2 separate regions of the Homo sapiens genome follow, and region 1 is linked to region 2. Evidence: read pairs that join two places in POLR2A ChIA-PET (ENCODE). Cell type or tissue: A673. All regions are shown on one strand. Links, peaks and the distances in the headings refer to the core of each region. The heading gives the core; the rest is flanking DNA. Region 1 holds the start of ATP1B2 (ATPase Na+/K+ transporting subunit beta 2). Region 2 holds the start of TMEM256 (transmembrane protein 256).

The links. ChIA-PET counts read pairs that join two places held together with the same protein. Peaks named below come from ENCODE experiments on the same cell type or tissue, not always from the same donor. Only the 100,000 strongest peaks of a DNase experiment are listed, where the experiment ranks them.
Region 1: POLR2A ChIA-PET joins it to region 2 with 10 read pairs; 6 of 35 experiments call an interaction of 5 or more read pairs at or near these places.

What each region holds. Positions count from the first base shown.
Region 1 is chr17:7,647,057-7,655,335 of GRCh38, forward strand. It overlaps ATP1B2 (ATPase Na+/K+ transporting subunit beta 2), which reads left to right and starts at 3,870. Exons shown (of 7, transcript NM_001678.5): 1 at 3,870-4,574; 2 at 6,318-6,446; 3 at 6,785-6,889; 4 at 6,996-7,201; 5 at 7,572-7,628. The coding sequence starts at 4,463. RefSeq lists silencers at 824-1,033, 3,780-3,929 and enhancers at 2,522-3,022, 3,023-3,523, 3,798-4,440, 8,140-8,279. In A673, for the core only: no CTCF peak of the experiment used is centred there; DNase peaks (open chromatin) are centred at 3,745 and 8,175; H3K4me3 peaks cover 1,513 bases; H3K27me3 peaks cover 1,429 bases.
Region 2 is chr17:7,399,881-7,408,196 of GRCh38, forward strand. TMEM256 (transmembrane protein 256) reads right to left here and starts at 4,217. Exons shown (of 4, transcript NM_152766.5): 1 at 4,120-4,217; 2 at 3,778-3,809; 3 at 3,430-3,510; 4 at 3,095-3,329. The coding sequence starts at 4,204. The coding sequence ends at 3,186. It overlaps NLGN2 (neuroligin 2), which reads left to right and starts at 7,965. Exons shown (of 7, transcript NM_020795.4): 1 at 7,965-8,316. It overlaps TMEM256-PLSCR3 (TMEM256-PLSCR3 readthrough (NMD candidate)), which reads right to left and starts at 4,251. Exons shown (of 10, transcript NR_037719.1): 1 at 4,120-4,251; 2 at 3,778-3,809. RefSeq lists an enhancer at 4,026-4,205 and a silencer at 4,696-5,025. In A673, for the core only: no CTCF peak of the experiment used is centred there; DNase peaks (open chromatin) are centred at 3,721, 4,491 and 5,281; H3K4me3 peaks cover 3,180 bases; H3K27ac peaks cover 3,326 bases.

The sequences.
Region 1 (8,279 bases), core at 280-8,279, 250 kb after region 2:
GCCACTGCACTCCAGCCTAGGTGACAGAATAAGAGACTATCTCAAAAAAAAAAAAAAAAAAAAAGAGTAAGTGGGAGTGCTGACAGCTGAGAGACCACACTCTCCACTGGAAGCAGAACTTGGCTATGAACGTGGAAAGGAAGCAATGGCATTGTAGGAGGCATGGATGATCACCATACCTTACCAGATCTTTTCTTAGTCATGTCCCTGTTTTGGCCACTTACGCTGGCAACAATGACATAGAAGGAAAGGGAAGGCTGAGGCAACCCATAGTTCCTTTTCCTTTCAGTCCTTCCTTCCTTATCAGGAAGCTGAAGATAGAAAAATGTTAGGCGGGGCTCACACCTGCAATCCTAGCACTTTGGGAGGCCAAGATGGCAGGATTGCTTGAGGCCAGGAGTTTGAGACCAGCCTCGTCAACACAGAGACCTCCATCTTTGTTTTTTAAGAGACCCCCCATCTCTAAAAAAGAAAGAGAAAGAGACCGGGTGCGGTGGCTCACGCCTGTAATCCCAGCATTTTGGGAGGCCGAGGTGGGCGGATCACGAGGTCAGGAGTTCCAGACCAGACTGACCAACATGGTGAAATCCCATCTCTACTAAAAATACAAAAATTAGCCAGGCGTGGTTGTGCACGCCTGTAATCCCAGCTACTCAGGAGGCTGAGGCAGGAGAATCGCTTGAACCCGGGAGGTGGAAGTTGCAGCGAGCCAAGATCGCGCCATTGCACTCCAGCCTGGGCGACAGAGTGAGACTCCGTCTCAAAAAAAGAAAAAAAAAACATGTAAACATTAAATAGCAAAGAAAAAAACACCATGAGAAAGCCAGGTGTGGTGATGTGTGCCTGCAGCCCCAACTACCTGGAGGCTGAGACTGGAAGGTCGTTCATGGACATGCTGGGTACGGTGGCTCACACTTGTGATTTCAGCACTTTGGGAGGCTGATGTGGGTGGATCCCTTGAGTCCAGGAGTCCAGGAGTTCCACACCAGCCTGGCCAACACGGCAAAACCCTGTCTCTAGTAAAAATACAAAAATTAGCCGGGCATGGTGGCCTGTGCCTGTAATCCCAGCTACTCAAGAGGCTGAGACAGAAGAATTGCTTGAACCTGGGAAGTGGAGGTTGCAGTGAGCCAAGATCGCGTCACTGCACTCCAGTCTGGGTGACATAGCAAGACCCTGTCTCTAAAACAAAAAACCATGAGAAGCTGAAAGAACTATGGATGAAAGGAAAATAGTTTAGGCTGGGTGCGGTTGTTCACACCTGTAATCCCAGCACTTTGCGAGGCCAAGGTAGGTGGATCATTTGAGGTCAGGAACTCAAAACTAGCCTGGCCAACATGGTGAAATCCCATCTCTACAAAAAAATACAGAAATTAGCCGGGCGTGGTGGTAGTCCCAGCTACCCGGGAGACTGAGGGAGGAACCGCTTGAACCCTGGAGGCAGAGGCTGCAGTGAGCAGATATCATGCCACTGCACTCCAGCCTGGGTGACACAGTGAGACTCTGTCTCCAAAAAAAAAAAAAAAAAAAAAAAAAAAAAAAGTTTATATTTTAGTGCCTCTAAGGGCATTTTTTCCCCTAGGTTTTGAACAAGGGTCCCTGCATTTCCATTTTGCACTGGATCCTGACAATTATGCAGCTGGCCATGCTTCAGTCTATTCTGCAGCAGATTCGGGATTAATTTTCTCAAAATACAGCTTTAATTAGGCCACTCCTCAGCTGAAAGTTCTTCAGTGGCTTCTTATTAGCCTGTAGGATAGAGTCCTGATTCTTCAGTCTAACCTGCAGGGTACTCCGCAATCCACACCCATGCTGTGTCCCCAACCTCCTTTCCCACTAGTCTCCGACTAGTTCTCTCCTGGAGCCAAGCCAGCCACTCCTGGGGTAGACTGTGCTTACTCCTGACTTCACACCTCTGTGCCTTTCATTCCTTTGTCCTGGAAGACTACCTACCCTTCAGAGGCCAGCCCCAACTCCCATTCATTCATTCATTCATTCAATGCATACCATTTTTTTGAGATGGAGTTTTGCTCTTGTCCAGGCTGGAGTGCAGTGACACAATCTCGGCTCACTGCAACCTCCACCTTCCAGGTTCAAGCAATTCTCTTGCCTCAGCCTCCTGAGTAGCTGGGATTACAGGCTCCCACCACCGCACCCGGCTAATTTTTTTAGTTTTAGTAGAGACGCAGTTTCACCATGTTGGCCAGGCTGGTCTTGAACTCCTGACCTCTGGTCTCGAACTCCCTTGCTCAGGTGATCCATTGGCCTCGGCCTCCTATAGAGCTGGGATTACAGGCATGAGCCACTGGGCCTGGCCGAGATAATGATTTTTTTTTTCTCTCTTTTTTTGAGACGAAGTCTCACTCTATTGCCCAAGCTGGAGTGCAATGGCGTGATCTCAGCTCACTGCAAGCTCCGCCTCCCGGGTTCAAGCAATTCTCCTGCTTCAGCCTCCTGAGTAGCTGGGACTACAGGCACCCACCACCATGCCCAGCTAATTTTTTTTTTTTTTTTTATTGAGACGGAAGCTCTGTTGCCCAGGCTGGAGTGCAGTGGAGCGATCTCGGCTCACTGCAAGCTCCGCCTCCCGGGTTCATGCCATTCTCCTGCCTCAGCCTCCCAAGTAGCTGGGACTACAAGCTCCCGCCACGACGCCCAGCTAATTTTTTTTTTTTGTATTTTTAGTAGGGACGGGGTTTCACTGTGTTATCCAGGATGGTCTCGATCTCCTGACCTCGTGATCCACCCACCTCGGCCTCCCAAAGTGCTGGGATTACTGGCGTGAGCCACCGCGCCTGGCCTAATTTTGCATTTTTAAGTAGAGACGGGGTTTCACCATGTGGGCAAGGCTAGTCTCGAACTCCTGACTTCGTGATCTGCCCGCCTCGGCCTCCCAAAATGCTGGGATTACAGGCATAAGCCACCGTGCCCGGCTTGAGATAATGATTCTTAACATGTGGTATGTAGAGCAAGTGTACTCCCGCCCTAGACTGTGAGCCCCGTGAGAGATGTGGCTTCAGTGTAACCTCTCTGGCCTCCCCAGGGCTACAGCACACAGTCTATAGAGGTGCTCAATAAATGTTTGTTGACCCAAGTAGACACATAAGGAGGTGAGTTCCGACGTGGGGGTGGGGGTGCCAGGAGGCAGAGAACCGAAGTAGACCTGGCTGCAGGGCTGGGATCTCAGGGCAGTGCTGGGGACTGGGAATGTGGTGTTGAGAGGGCTTCAGGGAGACGTGATGGGAAGATGGGGAAGCCTCTGCACGTGGACAGAGCCAGGTGGTGTGGACAGGGGCTGTGAGATTGGAGAAGGAGGCGTCTGGGGGACTGGTAGCGGCTCCCAACAGGGGAACGTCCCTCTGGGGGTGGCCTTTATCCATCTCTGCGGGGCCTGTCCTAGCTTCCCTCCTGGCTCGGCCAGCCTCCCGGCTGGTCTCTTCGCTCTCTTTCTTGATCTCTAGCTCTTTATTCCTCTGACATTCTGCCCCATCTGCTCCCGGACTCTTCCGCCGCATCTGTATCTTAGTCTCTTTCTAACTCCCTGCCTGGGGCCCCCACCTTTGAGCATATATCGGCTTCTCTCTCTGCCGTTGTGTTTCTCTGGGGTTATCTTTCCCTCTACTCCGCCCGGACACGCCCTCTATCTCTTCCTCCCACCCTGTCCCAGTCTAGTACCTGGGGTGGGGGTAATGGAGAGACAGCTAGGTCCCTAAGAGAAGTCAGGGGGGCGGGCCCAACCTCTCCATATTTACATATGTATGAGGTCGCCTGGGCCAGTGGCGAGGAGGCGGAGCTTCTGGGGGTGGGAAGGGGGCGGGCACCCCCAGAGCCGCAGAGTATAAAGACCGCGCTCGGCGACCGCGGGCCTCGCACTGCTGAGGAGCGGAGCCTCCGCCTGGGGGGCCCCCCATCCCTGGCTGTCCCCCAGCTGCGCGTCCCCGCCCCACCCCCGCGGCTGAGCCACCACCGGTGCAGTGGTCTCCGCTTGGCGGAGCGAGCCTTGAGCTTCGTTCCACAGCTTCTTTGCATCTTGGATTTCGGGGCGGCCCCCTCCCCCACCTCTCTCTGCCTTTTTGTACCCCGCTTTTTTTCTGCGTTCTGCTCGGTTTTTGTAGCCGTCTGTTTTTGCACCCCATTTCGTTTTGTTTCTAGACGGTTTGGTGGGGGGTGAAGCTGCATTCATACCCCTTCCTCTTGTTATTCTCCCCTGCTCTGACAGCACCCCTTTTCATCGCAGTTGGGGGGCCTAGGATCGGTGCATCTTCCGCCGCGCTGCCAGCACCCCGCAGCGCGTGGTCGTGCACCCCGGAATCTGCAGCAGCTGCATATCTGAGGGGGGTCTCCTTTGCCCGCGCCGCCTTCGCTCCCCGTGCTTTTGGGTGTGTGGAGGGCTTCAGCGCGCGGCGCCCCCGCTTCTCCGCAACCCCCCGCCCCGCGCCCGGACTCGCCCCGCGCCACCAAGATGGTCATCCAGAAAGAGAAGAAGAGCTGCGGGCAGGTGGTTGAGGAGTGGAAGGAGTTCGTGTGGAACCCGAGGACGCACCAGTTTATGGGCCGCACCGGGACCAGCTGGGGTACGCAGGGCCGGCACGCAAGGGGCGGGGGAAAGCCGCGGGGCGACGCCTCGGGGGCGCAGGGTCCCGCCGACGCGGCCCCAGCTCCCCTCCCGGGTCCCCGGCGTCCAGCCTCCCTGCCGGGCTCTGGGCTGGGAGGGGGCCGAATCGCCAGTCTAATCTCCCCGGCTGGCCGTGCGGAGGCGGAGAAAGTAGGTCACAGCCGCCTTCCCGCCCCCCGCGGAGCCCCCTCGGGCGGGGGGTCGCCAGCTCCGCCTGCGTGTCCGCGCCGGCGCTCACACTCCCTCTCGGGGCCTGTCCGCTCCACACGGGCGTCCCCCACCTCCAAAGAGCGCCCCTTCCCTCCCTCCGGCTCTCACTAGCTCCGCAGCCCCGTCTATTTTTAGCTCGTGCCCACCCCCTGGACCCTGGGAACGTTCATGAGGGGGCGGGTCTTGGGGGGTGTGTTAGGGGGGTTCTTCACGGCGGAAGTTGTCTGTATCCCACCGCCTGGCCTTGGGAGCCTTCTGGGACTGCTTTGTGGGTTGGGGGGCTGCTGATAGTATGAGTTTTACCGAGGCTGCAGGTTTTGCTCCCATGTCGGTGACGGAGGGAGGAGTGGTCGCTGTGGTGATTTGTGTGCATCAGCCAGCCAGGTGTCTGTGACAGTCGGATGACTTGGAAGCCTCCCCAGGCTGACCATGGCAGGACTCAGGGAGCTGTAGTGGTCGGGGGTTGGGGGGGTGGAGGGGGTCTGGTGACCGGCACAGGTGCAGGTGAGGGGTGGAATTCTTCCAAGAGGGATGGTCAAGCTGGGACGTTGAGACACAGGGGACAGAGGACACTGTGTGACACGATTTACAATCTTTCCACACTGGGCACCGTCCCCATCAGTCCACCCATTCGGGGCCTACACGAAGTGGGTCCCATGCAATCCATTCCCTCAGGGAACTCAAACTCCAGCCCCTGGGATGAGAAGAATCCAGCAATGCTTGGGAGAGCCAGAGGACTTCATGGAAGAAGTGTCCTCTGAGATGGAAGGATTGGGAGTCCAGGGTGGTGGGAACAGCCGGCCCTTGGGTCCTTACTTCAGGCGGGGGAGCCATGGAGAGATCCCACCAAGGGAAGGCTGTGGGAGATTCTGCCTTTCCTCCCTGCCTCTGCCCAGGGTGCTGGGTGTGAACTGAGGGTGGGGTGACTGTTGAAGGTTCTAACAAGCCGTCTCTGAGAGATTTGTAGCTAGGCTAGTGTTAGGTCTTTCATTTCAGGAACTGTGTTCAAAGTTTGGCTTCTGAAGGGCACCAGGAGAGAGATGTTGCTATTCAAATCTGAGGGTCCAGTCTCTGCGGGGTGGTATGAGGGTTTGCTTGTGAATGGTGGCCAGTACCCGCTTTAAAAGGCACCATGCTAGCACAGCTTTAAGCATGAGTACGAATGCAGAGGTAACAGATGTGTGCCTTGTCAGGACTATGCATGGTTGAGAAGTTGGAAATGTAATTGGAGGCAAAATAACAGACCTCCACAAGGTCGGGCTTCACTGTGCCCTAGGACCAGGAGGGGGCTGGGAGTCATGGCTAGAAGCCAGACACAACTGCCTGTTTCCAGTTTGTCTCATTTTGCCTCCAGAGGAAGGCTCTAAGACATCCCTGTGGCTCTGTGATCAGTCCCAGTGCAGAACTTCAGAGTGGGTAGAGGGGTGTGTGGGGATAGTTGAGGTTATGGTGGGAACCTTGGGCCCTGCTGACCCTGTTTCCTCCTCCCTAGCCTTTATCCTCCTCTTCTACCTCGTTTTTTATGGGTTCCTCACCGCCATGTTCACCCTCACCATGTGGGTGATGCTGCAGACTGTCTCCGACCATACCCCCAAGTACCAGGACCGACTGGCCACACCGGGTGAGTGTGGAGGCTCCCCCTGCCAGCTACTCTAACTGCTCTTGTGCCCCCAAACCTCCAGAAGGAACTCATAGTTCCTTCCAGGAGTTTGATTTTGATGACCCAATCCCCACGTGCTTGGAAGTTCTTGAAATCTGTCCACCTTCCCATTTACTGCAGTTGGGAGCTGTGTGATTTGGGCATGTGGCAGATAGCCACAGGAGATCACCCTCCCATGAAGACGATCTCAGATATTCACCGCTGTCCCCACTCTGGTGTTCCCTGTGTCCATTTTCTTCCCTCTGTGTGCAGTCCCTCATCTTATAGATACCCCCAACTTCTGCCTTTGTTGGCTGTAGGCTTGATGATTCGCCCCAAGACTGAGAACCTTGATGTCATTGTCAATGTCAGTGACACTGAAAGCTGGGACCAGCATGTTCAGAAGCTCAACAAGTTCTTGGAGCGTGAGTGTGGGCCTGGTTATGTGTCAGTTCAAGACTTCGGGCAGGGGACTGGGGACCTTGGAAGTGGAACATCTGGCCCCTGAGTCTCTCCCTCCCACCTCTTTAGCTTACAACGACTCTATCCAAGCCCAAAAGAATGATGTCTGCCGCCCTGGACGCTATTACGAACAGCCAGATAATGGAGTCCTCAACTACCCCAAACGTGCCTGCCAATTCAACCGGACCCAGCTGGGCAACTGCTCCGGCATTGGGGACTCCACCCACTATGGTTACAGCACTGGGCAGCCCTGTGTCTTCATCAAGATGAACCGGGTATCTATGACCTTGGTCCCCAGGGTGAATGGAGGAAGGATCTGGGGACACCACCTGCAGACAATTGCATCCTTTCACTGGGGCTAATGGGCATGAGAAAGACTTGGATGTTTGTGTAGCTGAGAGAAAAAGAGAGGTGGGACTCTTGGAGGCTAAGCTCTGCAGTTAGAAGGCTGGATGCCTTTTGTTTTTTTTTTAGACAGGGTCTTGCTATGTTGCCCAGGCTGGCCTTGAACTCCTGGAATTAAGCTATCCTCCCGCCTCAACCTCCCTAGTAGTTGGGACTACAGTCCCCGGCTTAGCTTGGTCTGGATGCCCATCTTCGACAACTTCTTCCTCTGACTCTCTTCACCTTCCACCCTCACTCCAGGTCATCAACTTCTATGCAGGAGCAAACCAGAGCATGAATGTTACCTGTGCTGGGAAGGTGAGTTCGTTGGGCCTTGTCTGCCTGCTCACCTGAGTGGCTCACCTGAGTGTCCTTCATGGTTTCTGTGTAATTCACCTGTCTCTCCCTATCTTCTTTGCTCCTAGAGGCCCCATCACCATAGAAACAAGGGGGTAAGAGTGGGCTTTTGGGCTCCACTGTAGCTTGAACTCCGAGGGCCCCGCACTCCTCTTGCTTCTCTCTGGGATGCAGAGGCCTGCTCTCCTAGGGGCCAGACACACGCCCTCCTCCACCAACGCCCTGGCCTCTGGCTTCTCTCCCTAACGCTTCCACCTTCTCCTTCATTCCCAGATTGTCCGTATCGTTCGCTCTCCCTCCCATATGGCCCCCACCCGTCAGTTCCTTCTAGGTGTCTGGTAGCTGCTGATCTGTTAGCACCATCTGCCACCAGTTCGTTGTCCTTGGGACCCTGTTCCCCGCTTCCCCCCCGGTCTGTCCTTTCTAGAAACTGGCTGCTCCCTCCACATCCCCTTCCTTGCTTCCTATTCAACCCTTAATCATGTATCTCTTCTTTCTTGGCTCTGCTCCAGAAACTGATTCCTGAGGATGGGGTAAGAACTTGGGGTAGGAGTGGAGTAGGAGGCTTTCGTGCCATTAGCAGCCTTCAGGAGTTCCTAGAATGATGACAGG
Region 2 (8,316 bases), core at 260-8,259:
GACAGGGCCAAATGGTGGAGGGCCTTGTGCGGAGATGTTGTACTGTCTTCTGAGGGCAAAGGGGAGCCAATGAAGCATGTATATCCAGGGAGATGGCATAATTTGAGGTACACTCGTAGATCACAATATTTCTTCATTTTAAAGATGAGTCAGAGGCCAGGCACAGTGGCTCATGTCTGTAATCCCAGCACTTTGGGAGGCCGAGGCGGGCGGATCACCTGAGGTCGCGAGTTTGAGATTAGCCTGACCAGCATGAAGAAACCCTGTCTCTACTAAAAATACAAAATTTGCCGGGCATGGTGGCGCATGCCTGTAATTCCAGCTACTTGGGAGGCTGATTCAGGAAAATTGCTCGAACCCAGGAGGCGGACATTGTAGTGAGCCGAGATCGCACCATTGCACTCCAGCCTGGGCAACCAGCGAAACTCTGACTCAAAAAAAAAAAAAAAAAAAAAAAAGATGAGTCAGGAACCAGACATGTGTTCCTCCAAACTCAGCCTCCCGAGTAGCTGGGCCTGCAGGCTACAGGCACAAGCCACTACACCTGGCTATTTTTTTTTTTTTTTTTTTTTGAGACGGAGTCTGGCTCTGTCGCCCAGGCTGGAGTGCAGTGGCGCCATCGCGGCTCACTGCAAGCTCCGCCTCCCGGGTTCACGCCATTCTCCTGCCTCAGCCTCCCGAGTAGCTGGGACCACAGGTTCCCACCACCATGCCCGGCTAATTTTTTTGTATTTTTAGTAGAGACAGGGGTTTCACTGTGTTAGCCAGGATGGTCTCGATCTCCTGACCTCGTGATCCACCCGCCTCAGCCTCCCAAAGTGCTGGGATTACAGGCATGAGCCACCGCACCTGGCCATGGCTATTTATTTTTATTTTTATTTTTATTTATTCATTTATTTATTTTTTGAGACGGAGTCTCGCTCTGTCGCCCAGGCTGGAGTGCAGTGGCACTATCTCGGCTCACTGCAAGCTCCGCCTCCTGGGTTCATGCCATTCTCCTGCCTCAGCCTCATGCCATTCTCCTGCCTCAGCCTCCCGAGTAGCTGGGACTACAGGCGCCCGGCACCACGCCCAGCTAATTTTTTTTTGTATTTTCAGGAGAGACGGGGTTTCACCGTGTTAGCCAGGATAGTGTCGATCTCCTGACCTTGTGATCCGCCCACCTCGGCCTCCCAAAGTGCTAGGATTACAGGCGTGAGCCACCACGCCTCGCTATTTTTTTATTTTTGTAAAGACAGGGGTCTCCCTGTGTTATCCAGGCTGGTCTCGAACTCCTGGGCTCGAGCAATGTTCCCACGTCCGCCTTCCAAAATGTTGGGATCACAGGCTTGAGCCATCGCACAGGGTCCTCTCTGTTCCTTTCCTTTCAGCATGCAGCACAATTTGTAATGATACATGTTTTGCAAATTTTATAAATGTTTAGTTATTTCAGGTCCATTTCCACTACTAGATGGGAAACTCCTTGAGGGAGGGGATATCTGTCTCCCTCAGGGTTGATCTTCCTTGTAACGTGTCTGACGCATGATCAACACTGGTTTAATAAATACTGTGCCTGCCAGGAGCAGTGGCTCACACCTGTAATGCCAGCACTTTGGAAGGCTGAGGCAGGTGGATCACTTGAGGTCGGGAGTTTGAGACCAGCCTGGCCAACATGGCAAAACCCCGTCTCTACTAAAAATACAAAAATTAGCCGGGCGCGGTTGCGGGCGCCTGTAATCCCAGCTACTCGGGAGGCTGAGGCAGGAGAATCACTTGAACCCGGGAGGCGGAGGTTGCAGTGAGCTGAGATCGTGCCACTGCACTCCTGCCTGGGTAACAGGGCAAGACTGCGTCACAATAAATAAATACTGTCCCCACTAAATATCTTCCAGTTCTCTACATGCTGTGACTGCCACTCCAGCCTGTCCTGCCACCTTTTCTCACTCCTTTCCTACCTAACTCAAACTCAGCCCACATTGAAGACTCCTGCTTCTCCAAACCCCTCCCCTCTCCATCTTGTTCTTTGTTCATTGTTTCTTCCATACAATAGAGCTCCTTTAAGGATCATCTCAAGCATTGTGACACATTTTCTGATCCCCAATACATGATCTGTCCCTGCTTTGAACCCCAAAGTATTTTGTAACTAATGACACTCCTATCCTGCCTTGCCTTAATCCTCACTTCTAGAGTAAGTGGGTGCTGATAACAACAGGGCTGAAAACCATGACCCTATAGTAATTTTTTAAAATCCCAGTACTTTGGGAGGCTGAGGCGGGTGAATTGCTTGAGGTCAGGAGTTCAAGACCAGCTTCGCCAATATGGTGAAACCCCATCTCTACTAAAAATACAAAAATTAGCCAGGCATGGTGGCATGCACCTATAATCTCAGCTACTTGGGAGGCTGAGGCAGGAGAATCACTTGAACTCAGGAGGTGGAGGTTGCAGTGAACCAAAATCGCACCACTGCACTCCAGCCTGGGCAACAGAGTGAAACTCTGTCTCAAAAAAATAAAAATAAAAATAAAAACAGGCCGGGCGTGGTGGCTCATACCTGTAATCACAGCACTTTGGGAGGCCAAGGCAGGCGGATCACCTGAGGTCGGGAGTTCAAAACCAGCCTTGCCAACATGGCACAACCCCGTGTCTACTAAAAATACAAAAAATTAGTTGGGCATGGTGGCAGGCGCCTGTAATCCCAGCTATTCAGGAGGCCGAGGCAGGAGAATCGCTTGAACCTGGGAGGCAGAGGTTGCAGTGAGCCGAGGTCGCGCCACTGTATTCCAGCCTGGGCGACAGAGCAAGACTCCATCTCAAAATAATAATAATAATAATAATAAAATTAAAAACCTAGTATGCATCAGAACCACAAGATGAGCTTATTAAAATACAGATTCTCAGGCCCGAAAGAGTGCTTCAGTAGGAATCTGTGTTATTTCAAGCATTCTTTATGACTTTGATGCCCACCAGGGTAAGAACATTATAATAAGTTAACTTAAAGTGACCAGAATCCCCAGACCTAAGGCTCACTGATTAAGTCTTAGGAAATGGAGGGAGTTCAGAGGTTGAATCCCCACCCTTCGTCCTCCAAGAGGTTAGATGAACAAAGACTCCAAAGTTTATTTGCCTTTCCTTTTTAATCCTCTTCTTACTCCAACTCTTTAAAAAAAAAACTGCCCAGAAAACCCAGTAATTAAGCAAAAGGGAGCTCAAAGAGCCAAGGCAAGCCAGCCCAAGAGTAGCAGGGTCCCTCCCGCAGGGGCCAAAGTCTGGATGCTGGGGTCTCCACTCAGAGCCTGGTAGTAAAAGCTGGTGCAGAATAAGGTCGTTCCGGAAGCTAGCAATAACCCAGCCTGAAGGAGACACAGCACAGAAAACAGGATTGTTAAGAACAGGGCAGGCTGAGAGGGAGTGTGTGGGGCTTGGTCAGGGTTAGGCGCAGGGAAAGATTACCCAGAGTGGCTTTCTGCAATGGGGCACCCCTAACAGGGCCAGGCTGTGTAAGAAGTGGTGTTTGTTGGCCTTGTCAAACAGCTGTAAGAAAAACAGAAACGAAGGGATGTCGTAGGCAATACAGGTACTGAGATCCCCTGATGACACAAGGGACCAAAGTTCCTTCCCCCACCCCACCCTTGAAGTCCCAGCTTGATCCCAGGCCTTTGGCTTACAGAGCCTTTGGCCTTTGCTGCTCCAGAGATCCGCGGCTCGCCCCACCCTCTCCCCGCCCACTTCCCCCAGGGACCCCAGACTTTGTGCCTTCGTAGACCCACGAGTCAGGGAGCCCCAGCGCAGTTACTTCACCTCCTTCCCGTAGGCATCTGGGAATTGGGCGCCTGTGGAGAAAAGAAGCAAAGGTTAGCGGTCCTAGTGCCAGCCCTGACCGCCCCCAATCCGGGGGGACCCAGGTGGACATTGGCGAGAAAGGGCACCCCCCCCCCCGCCCCAGGAAGCTTCCGATTGGTGGGAACACGCTCGGGCAGTACTGGGAACCAATTGGACCCAGCTGGGGGACTTTAAAAGGTTTAGGGCTCCGCGGACTGTCTGATAAACGAGAGGCCGGGCACCTCCCATAGGTTACGCCCTTGCAGCAGACCCCAGAGGACGCCCCAAGTACAGTCCCATCTTCGTCCCCAGCCCCCTGACCGTGCGCCCCGTAGGAAGCGAAGCCTAAGGCCGCAGCTCCGGACAAGGCGCCCAAGCGGCGGAAAGCTGCAGCTGGCCCGGCCATAGCTGTAGAACAGGACGCACCGGACCAACGCCGCCCAGGCCACCCAAGAGGCCAGCCAATCCCGACCGCCCATGCAAATAAGGTTCACAGGCGCCCAATCCGGGCCGTGTTCATTTCAGCATTGCGCTCTTCACCCGCCTTTGTAAAACCGCTGCAGAGTGGCGAAGACGTCTGGCGGGCGGAGAAACCAGCACCAATTAGGAACAGAGGAGCTAAGCAGTGGGGGGGCGGGGTTGAGGGCGGGACTAGGGGGATTTGCGTCAAGGATTGGCCCACTTTCCAAGTTGATCGCCTCTTCGAACCCCCCACCCCCATGCTCCGGCCAATTTCCAAAGATCCCGGTCTTCTCTCAAAGTTCCGCCCCTTTTTCCACAGGCTCCTCCTGTTCAGCTTCAAATCAAACCCACTACCAAAAAGAGGCGGCCCGAAAGATAGCAAAGCCCCACCTATTGCCAGTAAACCCCGCCCACTGCACAAATGGCCCCTCCCCCATGTCTGAAGGCTCCGCCTTCTTTGTATGATGCCCCGCCCCCTGTAGTTAAGATATTCTCCCCCCCGCCAGCCCTCCGAGACCGCGAGAGCCCCGAGGGTGGGAGATCCGGGGGAATGTCTCCACCCTGCCCTGGCCCGCTACGTCCATCTGTCCGTCTGTCCGCTCCCGCCTCTTCCCACCATCTCCAATCCCCCCATTCTCCGGAGGGCGGGCGGGCAGGCGGGTGCGAGCGGGGGGTGCGAGCGGGGGGTGTGCGCCGCTCTCTCGGCAGGGGGCGGGGGAGGCGGCCGCGCGGTGACGCGCGGGGCTGCTGCGGCTGCTCCGCCGGCGGATCATCACTCTCGGGCTGGGATGGACGCGGGGCGGGCCGGCCCTGGCGCGCGGAGCCAGGAGTCCGGGCCTCCCGGCTGCTGAGCGTCCCTCGAAGCCTCCCCTCACCCCCGCCTTCCCTCCTAGGATCCGCGCTGACCCCCGCCCCGGGGCTCTGGACTCGGCTCCCGCCCTCCTCTGACTCCCCGGACCTCCCCCTCACGCCCGCCCTCGGGATCGACTAGATCCCTCCCCCTCCCCGAGGATTCCGGCTGGATCCCTGCCCCTGCACCGCGGATCCTGCGCTCCCGGGCCCCGGGCCCCTGGGGATTAACGTGGACTCCTCCTCCAGCACCCGATCCTTAGGATCCTCCGCCTGGACCGCCTTCTGGTCCCTCGAAGCCGGCCCACGGAACCAGCGGATCCTCAATCTAGTCCTGTCCCGTTGCCCCCTCCTTTCTCTATCGTCCCTACTGCGGGGTTCCCTGTTCTCGGGCTCCCCCTGATCCCATCCCCTAGCTCTCCTTTTCCCGGGGATCGACTGGATCCCGGCCCCGCCCCCCGGGGCTGGGGCGATCCCCCTCCCCCGCCGGGTGAGGCGCTGCGGGCGGGGGCTGGGCCTGCGGGGCCGCGGGGGCTCAGAGGCCGCCGCCCCCTCCCGAAGGCCTTTCGCCCCCCACTCGGAGCCCTGGATGGAGGCACCACGGCCCCAGGGCTGAGCCAGGTAGGACCTAAGCCGGGTCGGTGGAGGGGGCTGCGTGGCGGTCCACTGGGGTCTCCCTCTCCCCATCTCCCTCCCTGCGCCTGGTTTCCCCCAGCCTGCTCTGTCTGCGTGTCTCCGCCTAGGGATGCTCTCGCCGTGTCTCTGCGTCTTGGTCTCTTTGTCTCTGCCTCTCTCCAGTCCATGAATGATCCTTTGAATGGGCCCACAGACCCCGTGTGTTCCCATCTCCCCCTCCCCCTCCTTCTCCCCTTCCCAGCCAAGCCATTTTCACCACTGCAGGAAGGGGGGGCCTGCGGCCTGAGCCCCCGTCCCTCAACTCTCCCCGGCTGGGGGAGTCAGGCCTGGGCAGGAATGGAGAGAGAAGGCAGAGGGATAGGGAGAAGGAGGAGGGAGCAAGATGTGGCAGACAGAGATGAGGAGAGAAAATGGGGGAGACAGTGATGGGGAAAGACAGGAGAGAGAGACAGAAGGCTTAAGGGGGAAATTTGGGGAAGGCATTTGGAGAGAGAGAAAGAAATGAGAAACACCAAGGAGAGAGATACAGAAGAGAAAGATGTAAAAAGACCGAGGGTGAGAGACTGAAGGCAAGAGCTGGGGCAAGCTGGAAGAGGCCCACAAAAGATGCTCCCAGGGAGCACTACGGAGAGGAGAGAGATGGGGGGGCCTCCAGTGGGAGGGAAGGAGGGAGCGGAGCTGGTGGGAGGAGGCCAGGGGCCCAGAGTACCCTCAAGAGGAGAGGGTGACTGAGGCAGATCTTGTTGTGGGGAGGGGGAGGGGGCAGCAAGGCCATGGTAGCTGAGCCCAGTCTGGCACAGGAAAAGGAGATCCTGGGGGAATCAGCCCCGAGCCACCTCCAGGTGATGGAGGAATAGAGGAGCCTTAGAGAAGCTGAAAGGCAGGGGGCATGACTGGGTGTGTGTGGTAAGGATTCCTGTGTCCTCATCTCTGGAATAAATTGACACCTGCAGAGAGCCACCCGCGGGCTGGCGCCTGGCTCTGAAAACCCCGCGTCAGCAAACAGCTCTGGCGGCTGGTGGGGGGGCGGGGGGGGGGCTTGCCGAAATGACCTGGGTGTCTGCCCCTCCGGTCTGATCTTCTCCCTTGGCTGGCCCCTGCTGCCCTGAGCACCCAGGCATCAGAGCAGCAACTGTAGGGGGGGTGGCAAGGGGAAGGGTAGGTGAATGGATGGGTTGGGATGGGAAGAGAAGAAAGCTCAGTGTTGCCCCCAGGACATGGGTCACAATGGCTTGCAAAGATGAAAAGGTGGTGGGGTCCAAGGTTGCTTGAAATTGCTGGAGGGGGGCAGTCAGTAGGCTCCTGTGATGTCTCTTCAAGCCCACCTCAGCACCCCCTCTCCCAAGCCAGAGGCCTGGTCACTAAGGCTAGGCTTTGATTGGCCAACAGGCAGGGCTTTTAGCGTTCTTGGTGCCCCCAATCTCCCCCTCCTCTCAACATATATACTTCTTCCTCTATGTTAAGGTTGGGGGGAACTCTTGCATTCTGACTCACGCCTTTGCCCTCCCCTTCATGCCCTGAATGGACCACCAAACCAAGCCAGCCCCTTCCCGTCTTCCTCCAGAACCCCCCTCCAGGGTTAAAGCTGCAGCCCGTTGCCGAGGTAACATTGCGGGGCAGCATCCCGTCACCCGGCAACCGGCTGCAGGATCACGCATCTGTCCCTGGATTTGCCCCTCCAGCGTCCCCTCCCTACTCTAACCCCAGCCTCAAGGTACCCCAACTTCTGACGGAGGAAATGGAGAGAGTCTGGGGAGAGAGGGGTCGCAGGCAGCACAAATCCTTAGCGAATGGTGTGTTGAAGTGGGGATAAGGTGCTAGGTTTGTGCAGTCCCAAGAAAGGCCTGAGTCTGGCCTGGGGTGGGGGTTCAGCGCCATGAAATTACAGCTCAGGAGTAATTAACACATATAAACAAACCTGCCTCTTCCAGCTAATTAATGACTTGGTATTTTTGTTTTCTCTTCCTTGTCTACCTCATTCCCTCCCAGGGAGGTGGGAGCTGGGACTCCTGAGTCCCTGAGGAGAACCTGCCTGGGAGGGATACATCAGCTGGAAGGGAGCATGCTGGGTCTGGAGAGCTGACCCGCCTCTCCTCTGGCTGGGTCCTGGACTTGAACCACATCTGGGCCCCACCCCCAACCTAGGCGTCTGCTGAGGGGAGAAGGGCTGCTGGGTGGGAGTGGGGAGGTGTCAGGGGGCCTGTGGGTGGGAGAAGGGGGCAACTTGGTCTGAATTCCAGGTCACTAACCACTTGTCTCTTCTGTTTCCCCATTCCTTTCTGTCTGCCCCATCCAATTTCCCTTGCCCTCTTCCACCTCTGTATTTTTCTGTCTGTCCGTCTGTCTGTATCCTGCCTCCCTGCCCCTCTCGCTCCACCCCCCGCAGGTCGGGCCTGCCTTCACCTTCTCCCATTTCCTTCCCCTTCCCCACCCCGTGCCCCCTCCATGGAGAGGAACAGACCCCTTCTCTGTCCAGTCTAACCCAGGTCCCTCCCCAACCCCCTCCTCCCTCCTTTCCCCCCGCCCCTCCTCCCTCCTGGGGCGAGGGGGGCCTCCCTCCCTCTCCCCCCC